6 separate regions of the Homo sapiens genome follow, and all the other regions are linked to region 1. A link is a contact called in ENCODE Hi-C or POLR2A ChIA-PET data. All regions are on one chromosome and are shown on one strand. Each heading gives the region's core, a stretch centred on a gene start or an enhancer-like site at or near the end of the contact. The rest is flanking DNA. Distances are from core to core; before and after follow the strand shown. Region 1 holds the start of ABCD3 (ATP binding cassette subfamily D member 3). Region 2 overlaps BCAR3 (BCAR3 adaptor protein, NSP family member). Region 3 holds the start of BCAR3 (BCAR3 adaptor protein, NSP family member). Region 4 has its middle 27 kb from the start of BCAR3. Region 5 holds the start of TLCD4 (TLC domain containing 4). Region 6 overlaps CNN3-DT (CNN3 divergent transcript).

Region 1 (2,515 bases), core at 11-2,510:
GGGCCAAAACCTTTTGTCCCTCCAGGTAATGAAAATGTCCACATGACAAATAGTGAATTAGTAGGAGCTTCAGTTCTGCATAATTTAGAATTCACTGTTGAGCACCTCTATACGCATGCCATTATTGTACCTCGTCTTTGTGATCCTCATAACCTGTATTAGGCAACAGCTCATTTATATTGAGAAAACACCTAGGGCACAGCACCACTACTTTGTAGGCTACTTTAATATGTATGTGCATTATGCGAGGTTTTATGAGCTTATTTTCTGACACACTTGCTTTTCTCCAGTTTCCTCAGCTGAAAACAGCGATTCACTGTTACTGTATATATGCTAGGCTCAATGCTGGCGATAACAATTCCTGCAACATAGGGTCAGACAGGAGAAGAATGTTGTAATCTGCAAAGCCCTTCTGATTCTGGGAGTGAGGCCAGCATTAATACAACGCACGATTGTTACTTCTGAATGTCCCTTTGCAAAGAACAGTGTTTCTCAAACTTTTTTCTGACCAGATCTGCATACATTTTACATCGCCGCTGGCGATACATACGTGCAAAACACTGAAATCGAAATTTCTCTAAACAACTCCTTTACTACGTGATGTACTGTGAAACTTTTCTATTTTGTTCTATTCTCAATTTTATTAAAAACGGAGGGTGATGATCCCGATCTACCAAACCAATTTCACAATGCGCTAGAGATTATAACCCGCGGTTTGGAAAATACTGGCTTGGAAAAAGCTCTTTGATCTGTGTCATTCTCCTCACATCTCCCTACACCTCTGCGGAGTTCCGATTGTTTGGTTTCGTCCTGATAATCACTGTGCTGTGTTTTCCCTACACGCTCTGTGACGGGGCCGTCCGCCTCCTTCCTGGGCTCCTTTAAGAGGGTGGTAACGGTACATCACCGCGGGAGTGGAGAGGCAGGGCCCACTAGGTCGTCGCTGCAGGCCAGGCCCGCTCATCCAGTTATTGTGAAAGCCGGGGTGTGCGCGCGAAGAGTGGGAGGGTAGGGGTGAGGCAGGGGCAGCACTGACGCCTCGCAGGGCTGAGTAGCAACAGCTCCTCCGCGCCGCGTTTCCGGAGACCCTGAAGGAGTCCGCGCGTGCGCAGAGCGCGTCCCGGGAACTGTTCCGCCCACGGAGGCTGCCGAGCGCGCTCCCGCCGGGCCAAAGTACAAAGTGGGCTCCAGAGCGCGGGCGGCGCGGCGGCGCGAGCCAGGGGGCGGTCCTGCGCGGCCGGCCCCGCCCTCTGCTCTCCTCCCAGTCTCCCCCGCGCTGCGTGCAGTAAGGTAGCCGCCGCCGCCGCCGCCGCCGCGTCCCCTCGCCGGCTCGCTGGTACCGGCAGTGCCATGGCGGCCTTCAGCAAGTACTTGACGGCGCGAAACTCCTCGCTGGCTGGTGCCGCGTTCCTGCTGCTCTGCCTGCTCCACAAGCGGCGCCGCGCCCTCGGCCTGCACGGGTAAGAAGGCCCGTAGCCGTGCAGCTTTCCCGGGCTGGAGCGGGCGCTCCCCGCGCGCTCTCTCTCCCCACCCGGCCGACAGGTCTCTTTGCCCGACGGGGTCGGGCGGAGAGAGGGCCGACCGCGACTGCCGTGGGACTTCAATGTCAGGGTGTCCGCGAGTCCCCGCCACGACGGCGTCGGTCCCAGCTGGCCTGTCCGGCGACCTCGCTCCACCCCGGGAGTGCGAATTCTTCTGTGCCCGCGGGCGAACCGGCGCCCAGCCAGCACTCAGGCAGCGGCCTCCAGTTGGGGGTGGGAGGGGGATGCGGTGTGTCCCCCACCCCCTTCCCTACATCACCCCCTTCTGTGTCAACTTTCTGGGTGTGTTCTGGTTTTGCCATCTCATCTTCAGACCGTGAAGGATTTGTTTTGGGGACGTGGATGTGTGATTGAGGATGGGGATTGGATTCGCCAGGCTGGAGGCTGGTGTCTAAGTCACTTGGACGAGGTTTGGCTCGATTCCCGACTAACTGCTATTGAAAGTCGCGAGGGTGGCTTCTATGAAACTATTCCCGGTCCACTTGGCAGGATTGCCGTCTAAAGTGGTGAGCCCTTGGAGTCGGTGAACCCTTTGGTCGGTGAACATTTGGTCGGTGGCATTTCATCCGGAAAGGCTGGATCGGTTCTGTCGGACTTAGAGGGAAATGTTTTCCTTCCTGGGCTCTGTAGGTGAAAGATGAGAGTGTGGTTTAGGTGAGGATCAAGCTCCTTTTTAATGACACGCCACTGCTTCCACCGCGGGAGAATTTCAGTGCTTAGATTTAACTTTGGGAGGTTATCAGTTCAGAAAAAGTAAAAAAGAGAGAGCTGAATTACGGTTGCGACATACAGGTATGTATGTCACATACATGCAATTTTTATTTGCTGGACAAGTGAAAGAGAAAAGGCTACTTCCCAAGCGTTCTTGCCAGTCATTGAATATTTCGTATTAAATCTTGACATACTACTTTCATGAATTTTATTTCATTCATTCCTCTGAGCAGGTACTGTTGCCTCCCGTGTTTGATTTGCCT
Region 2 (2,515 bases), core at 10-2,509, 810 kb before region 1:
GAGGGTTTTTAACATGGGAAAGACCACAGCATGTTTCTAAGCTAAGAGGAAACACGATCTCGTTATGAGAGTTAGAAGGACAAGGCCTGAAGAGAAGGTGGAGGGAGGAAAATTAGGGTGAGCTGAACTAGGACAAGCAGGACAGATGGGAGGCTTCAGGGGCCCAGGGAGGACACAGGCATGAGTTAGGGGGATGCTGCTGCTGCTCCTCAAACTCATCCCACACATAGAGTCCAACGCCCAAGCTCTCACTCACTCCGCATCCAAGCCACTTGCTGGGTCCCCACTGCCCTTAAAAAAAAAAAGGCCCAGCATGCTCTGTTCCCCAACCACCTCTATGGGCTCATCTCCTTCCACTCCTCAGCTTCAGCCTCAAGCTCCCGTATAGGAAGCTCTTTCCCTCTCCTGTGCCTTTTGTCCCTATGGCTCCTACAGTGTTATCTCCTTCAGGAAGTCCCCTGATCCAGGGCTGGGTTAAAGACCTCTCCCTGGATCTCACAATAGGCTGTGCATCCTTCCTGCCTTTGCACCCACCACAAAGCACAGCGTAAGCTGCTTGTATCTCCATCCGCCCACCAGACACAGCAGAGCTCCTTCGGGCGGAATGTTCACCTCTGTCTTCCCCCTCCTAGTAGGCCCTCAGTGCACATGCTAGGGGTAGGCTGGGGAAGGGCGATGAATCAATGGCTTCTGAGTCAGAGGCTGGATGGATAGTTCCTCAAATCTCATCTTACTGAGAATCCAGATTTTACTCATCAGTCCTTTCTACATAACTATTTTTGTAAAAGCACACACATATCTAGAGTAGACACTGGGGAGAGTTCTTCTCCACAAGAACTAAAAGACATGAAACATAGCACTTTCATGAGCTAGACAGAAAAATAGGCCATAAGATTCTCATGGCCAGAGCCAGATTTCAACAGTAGCTCCTGGCACTGTGGACACACACTGGAAATACAGCTGAGGCCAGAGATGGTGTCCAACCTCCTGAGGCTCTCCTTTCCTTCCCAACCAGGACAGGCTGAGTCTCCTCTGCTGTTCCTGGGGATACCCAAGATACCCATCAGCTAAAAGGCCCCCAAGCTATCACTGACAACATCTTTAAACCCAGCAACAGGCCTGGGTCCCCCGTGCACTGCTGACCTCTCGCGCAGGCTGTGCGGGGAGACCTTTGTGGTCGGAGCACACCAAGCCTCCAGCGTCCTCCCCAGTGTTTAGCATGGCCCATCCCTCTGCAGTCCTGGAGGTGCTGAATCCACTAACAGAATTTTCCCAAGATCCCAATCCCGTCTCTGCTTCCCACTTAGGTCTCTCCAACAAAAACAAGTTCTTGGCCAGGATCCCAGCTCCAGGGTCTGCTAGGGAACCGGGTCCTGGGACACAGGCTCTGTCAAGCATGTCTTTCCCCTGATATTGAAACCAGATCCCACCCAACCAGATGCCAATGGAATGCATTTAAGCCTCTTTCAAAAAGCTACACTGTCCTTTCTTTTTGGAGGGCTGGAGAGATAAGTGAGCAACTAGCAGCTGCCACGAGGAGGGGCTGAGTTACTTGGAAAGACATTTCCTGCAAGGCTTCTTCCACCTTGCGCAGCTCGTGCTGATGGTGCATCTGCCCCACTGACAAAGGCAACTCAGGCCATCGTCAATGCTGGGATGTGTCACCAGTCCCCAAGCTGTCACCGTAACAGACAGACCAAATGACCAGCCACAGGGAAGATGAGCAGGGCCTCTGCTGCACCACACACACGCACCGCCACAGAAAGACAGTTTCACATGAAACCAAGTTCCAGGGGCCTGGCACTCTAGGATGGGCAGATGTGACTCCTCAGGCTGTAATATGGATTCCAAGAGGCTCCAGATATTTTTTTCAGGGTAGGGGAAATGACTTTAAAGGAAAACAAAAAAGAAACAATACTACATAGCACTTCCTGGCTGCAAAGACAGTCGAATATAAGTCTAGGAAAGCACATGTCTAACATCCCTGCCTTCTGTGGCTGCTCATTGACAAGACCATGGCCACTAGACTTAAGGCCTGGTTAGCTGAGACTTACTGATTCCATCTATCCACAGGCACCACACCCCAACCTCTCTATCTGCGCTCTTTCAGAAAGGTGGCTTTTCCGCCCTTGCAAGGTAATTCCCGTCTCTTAGGTTCCTCTGACACAGGCACCCCTGACCTTCCTCAGGCGCAAACATTGACAAAGTGACAAGTTTCAGCTCCTTTGTCCCCTGTCCACAAAAATACCTAAATAAATAAGTTACTAACAGTCAGAGACACAAGGGGCCAGAAGAGGTAGGGGTTTGTTTCCAGTGCCAGCCCCAGAAATGTGACCCATTGTGCTTTTTACCAAGTTCCTCCTCTAGCTCACCAGGGACCTGGGGGCGGGCCTGCCAGCGGCCACTCCCTGTGCTCCCCTTCCAGGCTGATGCCTCCCTGCCTGCCCACACCGGGGTACTCCACGTCTCTACACTTTGTGCGTGCTCCTCTCTCCACGAAGAAGGCCAATTCTCC
Region 3 (2,515 bases), core at 11-2,510, 740 kb before region 1:
CGGCCAGCGTACTTTCCTTGGGGAGGTCTGTGTAGCCTTGGGAGATAAAGTCAAGGTTTAAAACAATCTGAATGCACGGCTCTACTTTCCATCTCAGCTAACAGCTTTAAGCGAAAACAGATATGAGGTTAGGAAAATGGTTTTTCTCCTTTGCACCTTGCTTCAAGCGAGTTAACCCCAACCATGACCCGACCCGCCGCCCCACGGAACACGCCGCCTTGCCAGATGCTTCGGAGTCCGCTCAACCTCCTCCTCGACGAGTGTCTACACCTGATTACACCGTTTTAAAGCGGCGGCGCCCTCAGCGGCCTAAGTGGGTAAGGACAGTTGGGCTGTACGATCTATCGGAACCTCCTTCCCACCGTCCCTCCCTTCCTTTGCCTTCCCTCGCCTCTCCCCACCGCGACGCAGAGGGAGCAACACAACCAACTATTCATTCTTTCTCAACAAAGGGAGAGAGGGAGGGAGATGTTGTCAACAGTTACAGGGCAGGCTCCTTCGCTTTCTTTGCAAACTTCCCAAGAGATTACCGGAGAAACTCGCCTCCTCGGAGCCTTGGGCTTCCACCAGAGCGCTCTGGGCCCTCGCATCTGCCCGACCCCGGCCGGCTTCTGCGAAGAGGGGACGGGCGGGACAGGGCGGGGTGGCCGGCAGAGCAGCTCCGACGGGCAGGGGGTCGGGCGAGGCCAGCGCCCGGGAAGATGCCGCTCGAGTGCCACCGAGCAAGATGCCTGGCCGCCAATCGCTGAGCGCTCCCCGCCGTGGGCCACGTCTCGGGGAGTCCCAGCGCGCTCGGAGGGCCTGGAGAGCGCAAGCCCCAGCCCCACTTCAGTCACCCCCGCCCCCAACGCCAAATCCGCTGGCGGGGGTGGGTAGGGACCAACAAACGCCGGCTCTACTTTCCCCAGAGCCTAACTTTGTCCAACAAACTTCCTAGCGTGTCCTCACCGGGGTGGGGGAGGCCCAGGCGCCCCGGGAGGAACAGCACCCCGAGGACGCTGGGCGCGCGGCGGAGACTCACCTCCCGGCGCGGCGCTGGGCGCTCGGGCTCTCAGGATCTCTGGACCTCCGGCTGGGGCTCAAAGGCGCCGCGCGGCCGGCCTCGCACCGCCCGCGCCGCGGCTGCTCCCGGAGCTGGGGACGCTCATGGTCCGCGGGGCGTGCCCGCCGAGAATCCCGCGCGCGTCTAGCCGGTGCGCCCCGCAGCTCCGGCTCCGGTCCCGGCCCCGTCCCCCGCCCGGCCAGCAGCAGGCGCAGCTCTGAGCCGGCGGCGCGCACTCCGGCCCTCAACTGGTGATTTGCGGCTCCGCGGCCCCACCCCGGCGAGCCGATTCGCGCTGCCTTGCGGAACCCCCCGAGACATTTACATTCGGTGACCTAGCCAGGCCCTCCTCTGCCCGGATTTTAGAGTTTGGCTCTCTTCGTATCTCCCCAAGGAGCCAGTCCTCAAGTATAGCTCGATCACTTCCTTTCTGAAGCTCTCTCCAGAGACAGCCTCGTCGAATCCACTCCTTCCCCTTCCCCGCGTTATTTAATTACCCAACAGATCTGCTTTGCTCGTCTGCAGACACCTGGCTGGCTTTCAATGTGAAGGGCTTTGATGAGACAAAGCCCCAGGTAACCACAAATGAACCATCCACGGGAACAGGCAAATCAATTGCACTCGTATGGACGTATTGAAAGCAAAGTGCGAGTTGGCGGTGGCACTTCAGCACTAGATGATTTGGTGGGGTGAAAAATTGGAGCCCACTGGAAAAGACTTAACACTATCTTATATCAAGATCCATTATAAAGTCATAGAAATAGTAGAAGGATAGACAAACTGACCAATGGAATAAAGTCCAAAAACAGATTTACAATATGTGGTCACTTGATTTATGTCAGGTGCTGCTGTGCTGTATTGGGGGTCAGATTAGCTCTCTCTTTCCAGTAAATGATGCTGGATCAACTGAATCCCCCCATCCCCAGTCAATTCCAGATGGAATTTTTCTTTTCGAGACAGAGTTTCGGTCTTGTTGCCCAAGCTGTTGTGCAACGGCATGATCTTGGCTCACTGCAACCTCCGCCTCCCGGGTTCAAGCAATTATCTTGCCTCAGCTTCCCAAGTAGCTGGGATTACAGGCGCACGCCACTATGCCCGGCTAATTTTTGTATTTTTAGTAGAGACGGGTTCACCATTTTGGTCAGGCTGGTCTCGAACTCCTGACCTCAGGTGATCCACCCACCTCGGCCTCCCAAAGTGCTGGGATTACAGGTGTGAGCCACCGCGCCCGGCCTCCAGATGGATTTTAAAGGTAAAAAGTAAACCAATAACACGATCCAAAGAAAATGTCCAAAAAAATCTTCATTACCTTGGGGTAGACAAAGACGATGTCTTAAACACATGTAGTACTAATATAAAGAAAAAAAACTCATCATTGGACAAGATTAAAATTAAGAGCTTCTGTTCATGAAAAGACACCACGAGTGAAAAGGCAAACCGCAGAGTGAGAAAACATAATTGCAACACATACAT
Region 4 (2,515 bases), core at 10-2,509, 710 kb before region 1:
ACACCAACACAGCCAGACTTCAATCTAACCTAAACAACAGATGACCCACATACACAAAATAAACAACGAGGTAAATAGCAGTGTGTAAAAGCAATGGATCTGACAGGTTTTGCAAGGTGGTAAGCCGAGGGGGCGGCTCAAAAGTTGCCAGCATAGACAGGAGGGGAGGGGTGCGGGAGGGTTCCTCTAGCCATTGAGTCAGAGGTTTCAAGAAGGAAATGGAACTTCGCAGACTGCTACAATAAAGGAAGGAGATAACCATATCCTTCTACTGCTCACTTATATAGAACCTGAATAGAGAAAAGAGTAAGTTGAGAACTTCTGAACCATGACCTTCAGTAATGGGCCAACTGCTCTACTCTGACACCAGGCCACTTCTCATCCTGCTTCAGGGTCTCACAGAACAATTAAACCCCTAAGCACCTTGCCTCCGGCCTCTGGCAGATGGGACTGATGTTAAGCTAAACCCACAGGAGGTAGGATGAGTCCAAAAACCATCTTAACTTTGTTTCCAAGGGGCCTTTTTTGGTTTTGCCTGTTTTTCTCTCTTTCTCCCTCATCATCTCACATAGCTAATCCAACCAACAGTGTGGACACTTTACAAATTGTCATAATCTTTTCTGTCCCCATATTTTTGTCCATAAGTTCTCTCCCCAGTGTCCCATTACTCTCAGAAAAGGAGAAGATCTTTGGGAGAAAATAAACATATTAGTAGCAAATTCTAGAACTGTACTGGCTGAATAAAACTTTGGGCTCACAGAAACCGGTTTCAGTTCACTCTTCAATCTTTTCAAATGTCACCACCATAGAGTCCCCTATATAACTTACCCTATTCACCACCACATCATATCTACAAAAAAAGACCATCTCAATAATCCCCCAAACACCTGAATTGGCTGGAGTTGCTTCTTTCTTTCCAAAGAACAATGGGGTCCTTGGGGCTCCTTTGCCCCGCCAGGGCTGTGCCAAGGACACAGGCAGGAGGAGGTTGGCAGGCTGTTTTATTTTTTAGCAAGCACTGGCAGTACTTAGAGCATTCAGATGATTTCTGTTGATGCTCGTGGGGATCAGCTTCTAAGCTTCGGGCTTGCAAAAACAGGGCTCACAACTTTCATATCAGGAGAGTCGATTGCACATGTGAAGAGGCCAATTAAAAAAAAATCACAAGGAGAAGTGCTGCGATAAGCTAAGTAGGCTTTGTTCTGTTTGGAAAAGGGAGGGCCTGGGAGCCCCGATGAAGTCAGAGCTTTTCCCCTCCCAAGGGCATCTGTTTCCAGGCTGCAAAAGAGAAGAACGAGGGGGAGTCCACAGGCTGCAGGGCAGCAGAGCAGCGTGCTCATGACTGCTCAGGCACATCTGATAACAGCAGGCCTTCCTGGAGGTGGGCACATTCTCCTCCTCTGACCCTGAGTTGGAGAGGTGACACTGATTTACAGCTGCATCTCTTCTTCTTCCTGTCCCTCCAAGCCAGCCTGCGGTCTGTTCAAAGCACACTCAAGGGAAAGAGAGACCAATGAATCTGCCCAATTGGGAAGTGGTTTTGAGCAAGCACTGATGTTCTGACAACACACTCTGTCTTCAGATTGGTCCCTTGCCCTTCAGTGAAGTGGGTCTTGATCTGTACAGGTGTTGGCCAGGGGCTCCAGGACACAGAGCCTTCTCTCTTAGTGTGGGTGACCCTGTATAAGGATGTCTTACTGGCATTAGATTAGGATTGACATTAGTGAATGCTCAGCAGGCAGTCCCCCTTGATTGTCCTTGGAACAGCAAGAAGGAGGGAGGGGAATATCTCCTAGACTAGAGATGGGAAGAGAAAAAGGAAGGCTGTTTAATGGAAAACTGTTGTAGTTTTTAAAAATTGTATTTACAATCTATAGGATTGTAGATTGGGAAAAAAGTCTTTATCTGATCAACTCAACCGTCCTATATTAGGACTAGGGCTTTGCTGCTATAACATAATCATGGTGGAATGTATCTCCTTGATGGATCATCATGTAATTTTTTCATATCTCTATCTTAAATATATATTTTTAAAAGAAAAATAGAAATTATCTTTCTATAATCAATTCATGAAATGAATGGGCCTGTTCGATGCTGTGTTTATTTTGCTTTTCTGCAAAGTTGTTTTGGGGAACATTCCATATCTTTAGATTCTTTGTCACTTAGAGAAAAAAGATTAGGCCAGTTGGACGAAATCCATGAGAGAATGAAATATGAGTTCAAGTGTCCTAGTCTCTGTAAAACAGTATAAACTCACTCCCGGTGGATAGGGGGTGGGAAGCTGGGAAGCTGGGAACCAAGAAAGGCTGATCAAGAAGTGGGCTCCCTCCCTGGACCTGTACCCCTTGTTTCTGGCTTTGCCCCTGCTGGAGGGACCAGTCCTGACCAGTCAGGGAAGCACAGCTCTCTGCTGGGCCTGGCTGCCTGGCATGGCTGGAGCTGGAGAAGCCTTACCCATACCATGCTGGATGTTTGCTACGTCTCCCTTTGCCTCTTCCCTTGGAGACCTTGAAGG
Region 5 (2,515 bases), core at 5-2,504, 700 kb after region 1:
CTGAAAGATCTTTCTCTCTGCTTGACTGCAGGGCAGGTTTCTGTCCCTCCCTGTTCTGTGGTATAGATTTTGTCTTTTCCACATCAGTCCAGGTCTTCAGAGTCACTATGAATTATTATTACCATTTTAAAGATGAAGAAATTGAGCCTCAGTGAGGTTCAGTTAGCTAAAGGCACACAACTCTAATAAACTGACAGAATTCCAGGTTCTGATTTAAATTCTATTGCCCTCTCTTGAAAATAAACATGGACAGCTTATATGAGCTTTTGTGTATATATTTTCTGGTCTAAATCTGCGGCAGATATGTGTGTCTTTCTGCGCATGTATATAGTAGATCAAATATGTTAGCTCTATTGACATTTCTTAGAAATAAATATCCTGTTATCAATGATAGTGTTTACAAATTATTTATTTAGAACTTACCTCTTTTCAAGAAAAGGCCTTGTGATTGCTCTCTGCGAATTATAATGCATGAGTATACCTCTTTGTTATTTTGTTTTGTTTCAGACAATTATCTCTGGTTGATGCAGATCACTTGGAGGCTTTTGGGGCTGTATATAACAGGTCAGAACATCTATTTAATGTCAAACTTTATCTACTAGGCAACTTGGAATTCTCAGCCAGCACCAAATATTCAAATCCAACTTCCACACCCCGACAACAGAGGGGTTCCGGGTGTAGGTGTAGTGCTGGTGCACCCATGAGGGTGTTTTTCAGGAATTCTGGAGGTGGTGCTGGAGAGAACACGCTTCTTCTACACGCGCCCCCTACCAGTTTGGTATGCACCTGCAGCCCCAAAGAAGAACTGGCGGGACTCGAGTGTGGCCGTGTCAGACGTGGCAAGAAAAACCAGCAGTTGCCTTTTCATCTCTTTTCTGATGATCTAACCATGAAGTCCCCAGTATTTGAGCATTTAAGGCAGAATGTAAATTCATAATTTAAGAAGATTTTTTGTTACGTGGCTAGCCCAGGTACTGACCGCTGCGGGGGCGGGCTCACACAGTTCCCCCGCTGGCAAGTTTTGTGACTTGCTTTGGAAAACCCGGGAATTGCACCCTCTGCCCTTGGCAAGGTGTGAGCTTCCAGGATCTCTCCGCTGCGACTTCGGGTGTTAGGGTTTTTGGGCTCTTTCCGGGACCCAAGTTCCAGGGCAAGAAGGTCTGCTCGGCGGCCCGCCTCGGGGCCCCGCCCACTTTGGCCAGGGTCGGAGCCGCCCGGAGCGGGAGCCGGAGCCCGAGCGGCCGCGGCCCCTTTAAGGAGCAGCTCTGCGGTAACCCGAGCCCGCAGTCCGGGCGGGCGCGACGGCCGCCGCGGTAGCTGGAGCCTCCGCGACTGCACCTCCAAGCGGCCCGGAACCCGCGGCTTCCCTGGCTCCCGTGAGCATCTCACCGGGCGGCACTGGCCAGCGCCAGCCCTCGGGCCGGCCCGGATGAGCAGACTCCTGTAGACACCCGCCGCCCTCTCCCGGCTCGGCGCAGCCGCCGCCCGCGCGCGACTCGCCCCGGGACCCGGCACAGGTGACGCCGTTTGGAGGGGGGGTTGGGGAGGAAGGCGGGCTTGCCTCGCCCCGCGGCTCCCCCGCGCCAGCCGCCAAGCGCAGCCCGCGGAGAGGGGTGCCGCGGCTTCCCGCCCCTGGCCTAGCGCGGCCGAGAGCTCCTGCGCCTGGAGGCTGGGTGGGCGTCCGGCGCGCGGGAGGCGGCCCGGGGCTCCCGGGCGGGCTCCGGCAGGTGTGTGCGGAAGGCTCAGCATCGTCCCCGCCCGGCGGGCCACGGCGTCGCTCCGGGAGCAAATGGTGTCCCGGGGCCCGCGGCCCCCGCGCCGCCCGGGCGCCCCGCATTCCTCTCGCGTTTCTCGGGCTGCACGATTCCGGCTGCCCTGTCTGCCTGGCGGTGCCTCTCGGGTCTGAGCTTAAAGCGGGTGGGTGCAAACCTTTGGGCATCCAGGGAGAGCTTTCTTGTTAGAGCCCACACACAATCGGGCGCATCAAGTGGGTAAGTCCCCCTCCCCCGCCGCCACCTTCTGAAACAAGTAGCTCTTATTTACCCTTGCAGTTCTCAAGTGGGTCCCATTTTTAGCCACTGAGTGCTGAAAAGTCTAGTGGGAAGGGACCAGGCGTAGAGTCGGAGGGAGAAATTGGTTTCTATTTCCATCTTTACCTCTGTAACCCCTAAGTGCCTCGGTTTACCCAGCCATGAAATGGGATTCGTAATGCCAGCAGTTTCCTACCCCTCCAAGACGGCAGAAAAACCTCTGTGAAAACACTTTGAGTCTAAATTCATTTAAGAGTCGCTGTTGCTGGTCTGTATATTTTTAATTGTACACACATTTGAGTGTTAATGTGGTGCACACTTTTATATGAAATTATGAAATTTACTTTAAAGACTGATCTTGGATAATGTTTAATCCAAATACCAGTTTGGAGAAGATGGAAGAGTTTGTGTGGACCCTAGGAATTGATGTGTGAAATAGGAAAAAAGATTTAATAAAATCTTTACGCAGTCATAAATGGAGTTGA
Region 6 (2,515 bases), core at 6-2,505, 540 kb after region 1:
AGGACACACGACAGGTCAGAGGTTAAAAAAAAAAAATTAGCTGGGCGTGGTGGCGCACGCCTGTGATCTCAGCTACTCTAGAGGCTAAGGCAGGGTTCACACTCCCGGCTCTTGGTTTACCGAAGTTCTCATTTATTCCACTATCTCATAAGAAAAATGAAGCAAATCAAGTCACACTTTAAATCGACTGAGGAGATTTTGCTGTAGAAAGGAATCTGGTAAATCCCTTCATCAAGTAAATAATCCTTTGTGTGTAAATCTGGACTTATATAAAGTATATGTTTTTTGGCATGGTTAAGGTGAGCTACCATGTTCCTTTCCGGAAAGTAAAGATGATTTAAGGAATATGAAGGAGGCCTTTGTTCATTCCTTTGATGGATATTTATTCAGTGCTCCTCTGTGGGAATGCTAAGATGAGAAAAGCAGACGGTCCCTGTCTTCAGGGAGCATATCATTTTTCACTACCCCTTGTTATTGGGTTGCTAAAAAAGAGAATGTCTATTTTATTTGTGGAAGTAAGTCAGTAGTTTAAAAAACTTTTATTTTCTTTTCTGCTTATCGCAGTAATACATCTCATTAAAAAGTGTAAAAAAACCAAACATTATAAGAATGTATAATACAAAAAGTTAGTTTTCAGTATTGCCAGCCCCAAAGAAACAACCACGGTTATAGATGAAAATTTTAACCCTTAAAACTCTTTCTCCAGAGGAGAAACAGAGAATACCATCTAGTAATTTCCCTATCCTGGCTCCTGCAGTACCTTCAGGACTTGGAGATTTTTTTTTTTTTTTTTTTTTTTTTTTTTTACTGGGCGGCTCCTGACCTTGGGGAAAACAGAAACACAGCTGAAAGTAAATATGGAACAAAACTCTGGCCATGGGGCCTGAGAAAGGCTTTTTTCCACTGCCTTTTAAATGTATTTTCATGAAAAGACACCAAAGACATTTAAAGTTAGGATTGTTCTAGAAAATCCAGGATAGATAGCCACCAGATGTCTATGGGGAATCAGGGCACACCACAGTAAACACTCAATAGATATTTGCTGGAGGGAGGAATGAAGACTGTACTTATATTTAGAAAATTAAAACAACCCTGAAGTACATGCTGGATTTTACAGGTTTTCGATTTATCTCCTCCTCTTTTTTTTTTTTTTTCCCCATGCAGAGCAAAGGGAAAAACAGCTAAGTGTTTCCTGGCTGAATTTTATTTTGCTTTCAGTTTCTGCCATTTCAGTTCCTGTTATCGTGCTTTGAGGTGCACTGAACTGCAGCAAACCCAGGGGATCCAAGGCTACGTTGAAAAGCCTTTGACCACAGTGCAGGGAGCAGAAGACATTAATGACGTGATGTCGACACAGCCCGCACTCAGGATCCTCCAGGAAAAGAACACAGAGATAACCCCGGATCGATGGTACTTTTTGAAAATGCTTTATTGCAAAAGAGTGGCTAGGGTTTTACAAGGGCTATGAAGAAACATATTAAGGTTAATAAAGCTTTTTATTGAGTGTTTACTGAGTGTTACTATGTGCTTTACATCTATTAACTCATTTCATCTTCAAAACAACCCTATAAAGATGTTACAACTATAATCCTAACCTTACAAATGAAACAACTGAGGCACAGTGAAGTGCAGTGGCCTGCCCAGGTAAAAAGCAAGACAGAATTTGAACCCAGGCAGCCTGACCCCAGGGTCCAGGTATTAAACCATTCTGCTATAGTGCCTCTAAGATAACAGAGAAACTTGATGAATTACTGGGTTACTGAATTTTAGTTTACATAGGTTGTTTTTTTCCCCTTAAGAGTAGAACAAAACATACCTGAAGTATGGAAAATAACATTTATTTTATTTTATTTATTTATTTGAGATGGAGTCTTGCTCTGTCACCAGGCTGGAGTGCAATGGTGCGATCTAGGCTCACTGAAACCTCCGCCTCCCAGGTTCAAGCAATTCTCCTGCCTCAGCCTCCCGAGTAGCTGTGATTACCGGCATGCGCCACCACGCCCAGCTAATTTTTGTATTTTTAGTAAAGACAGGGTTTCACCATGTTGGCCAAGCTGGTCTCGAACTCCTGACCTCAGGTGATCCACCTGCCTCGGCCTCCCAAAGTGCTGGGATTACAGGCGTGAGCCACTGCGCCCAGCCAAAAATAACATTTAGAAAAGTTTTTAGCCTTGGAGCCCTGGAGGCAGAGGCCGCAGTGAGCGGTGATTACGCCTAGGCACTCCAGCCTAGGTGACAGAGCAAGACTCTGTCTCATAACAAATGACTTCCGATGGGACAGCCCAATGGGAGCTATAGAAAACCAATGGGAAGTAAAATTGGATGACTTATGCCCTTGACTGCAGGAATGCAATCACCGTGGGTAATGGGAGGATAAATACGAGAATGGAGGCAGGGATTTAAGCCCTGCCATCCATGTTTACTAGCTGCAATTAACCCTGGGAGTTTCTTAGCCTCCAGAGTGGGCTTCCCTCTGAGTTGTGGGTTGGCCCCAAAGATGCCAAAATTTATTCCA

What was found. A loop is a pair of places that touch in the nucleus more often than their neighbours do. ChIA-PET counts read pairs that join two places held with the same protein, here RNA polymerase II (POLR2A). Pooled maps may share reads with other maps.
Region 2: a loop to region 1 is called in a pooled map, with 3 times the contacts of the local background. The contact joins the enhancer-like site here to the promoter of ABCD3 in region 1. A Hi-C loop is called at or near these places in 10 of 50 pooled maps. POLR2A ChIA-PET finds 5 or more read pairs at or near these places in 2 of 52 experiments (A549 and MCF 10A).
Region 3: a loop to region 1 is called in a pooled map, with 2.9 times the contacts of the local background. The contact joins the promoter of BCAR3 here to the promoter of ABCD3 in region 1. A Hi-C loop is called at or near these places in 2 of 37 single-sample maps with no recorded cell type and 6 of 50 pooled maps. POLR2A ChIA-PET finds 5 or more read pairs at or near these places in 2 of 52 experiments (A549 and MCF 10A).
Region 4: a pooled map shows a loop between it and region 1 (4-fold over the local background). The contact joins the enhancer-like site here to the promoter of ABCD3 in region 1. A Hi-C loop is called at or near these places in 4 of 37 single-sample maps with no recorded cell type and 9 of 50 pooled maps. POLR2A ChIA-PET finds 5 or more read pairs at or near these places in 2 of 52 experiments (A549 and B cell).
Region 5: a map of gastrocnemius medialis shows a loop between it and region 1 (6-fold over the local background). The contact joins the promoter of TLCD4 here to the promoter of ABCD3 in region 1. A Hi-C loop is called at or near these places in 2 of 168 maps with a recorded cell type or tissue (gastrocnemius medialis and naive thymus-derived CD4-positive, alpha-beta T cell) and 7 of 50 pooled maps.
Region 6: a loop to region 1 is called in a pooled map, with 8 times the contacts of the local background. The contact joins the enhancer-like site here to the promoter of ABCD3 in region 1. A Hi-C loop is called at or near these places in 1 of 37 single-sample maps with no recorded cell type and 9 of 50 pooled maps. POLR2A ChIA-PET finds 5 or more read pairs at or near these places in 1 of 52 experiments (OCI-LY7).

Annotation. Positions count from the first base shown.
Region 1 is chr1:94,417,129-94,419,643 of GRCh38, forward strand. It overlaps ABCD3 (ATP binding cassette subfamily D member 3), which reads left to right and starts at 1,261. Exons shown (of 23, transcript NM_002858.4): 1 at 1,261-1,460. The coding sequence starts at 1,351. RefSeq lists enhancers at 450-1,241, 1,713-1,852 and a silencer at 1,003-1,382.
Region 2 is chr1:93,607,317-93,609,831 of GRCh38, forward strand. The region is part of intron 3 of BCAR3 (BCAR3 adaptor protein, NSP family member); the gene reads right to left. Among named protein-coding and RNA genes, the nearest start is that of BCAR3-AS1, 17 kb to the left of the region's middle. RefSeq lists an enhancer at 2,380-2,515. Within about 2 kb of position 1,260, at least 8 of the 41 ENCODE cell types and tissues checked have a DNase peak (open chromatin) inside an H3K27ac peak, as active enhancers do.
Region 3 is chr1:93,680,577-93,683,091 of GRCh38, forward strand. BCAR3 (BCAR3 adaptor protein, NSP family member) reads right to left here and starts at 1,261. Exons shown (of 12, transcript NM_003567.4): 1 at 1,022-1,261. RefSeq lists a silencer at 1,004-1,283.
Region 4 is chr1:93,707,877-93,710,391 of GRCh38, forward strand. It overlaps a transcript of BCAR3 not described here. Among named protein-coding and RNA genes, the nearest start is that of BCAR3, 27 kb to the left of the region's middle. RefSeq lists an enhancer at 1-5 and a silencer at 146-275. Within about 2 kb of position 1,260, at least 11 of the 41 ENCODE cell types and tissues checked have a DNase peak (open chromatin) inside an H3K27ac peak, as active enhancers do; they include B cell, where a contact is called at or near this core.
Region 5 is chr1:95,116,101-95,118,615 of GRCh38, forward strand. It overlaps TLCD4 (TLC domain containing 4), which reads left to right and starts at 1,255. Exons shown (of 7, transcript NM_152487.3): 1 at 1,255-1,517. TLCD4-RWDD3 (TLCD4-RWDD3 readthrough) reads left to right here and starts at 1,823. Exons shown (of 8, transcript NM_001199691.1): 1 at 1,823-1,991. RefSeq lists a cis regulatory region at 1-7 and silencers at 1,262-1,408, 1,336-1,615, 1,696-1,745.
Region 6 is chr1:94,961,761-94,964,275 of GRCh38, forward strand. CNN3-DT (CNN3 divergent transcript) reads left to right here. Exons shown (of 3, transcript NR_168377.1): 3 at 1,219-1,510. Among named protein-coding and RNA genes, the nearest start is that of CNN3, 36 kb to the left of the region's middle. Within about 2 kb of position 1,256, at least 24 of the 41 ENCODE cell types and tissues checked have a DNase peak (open chromatin) inside an H3K27ac peak, as active enhancers do; they include OCI-LY7, where a contact is called at or near this core.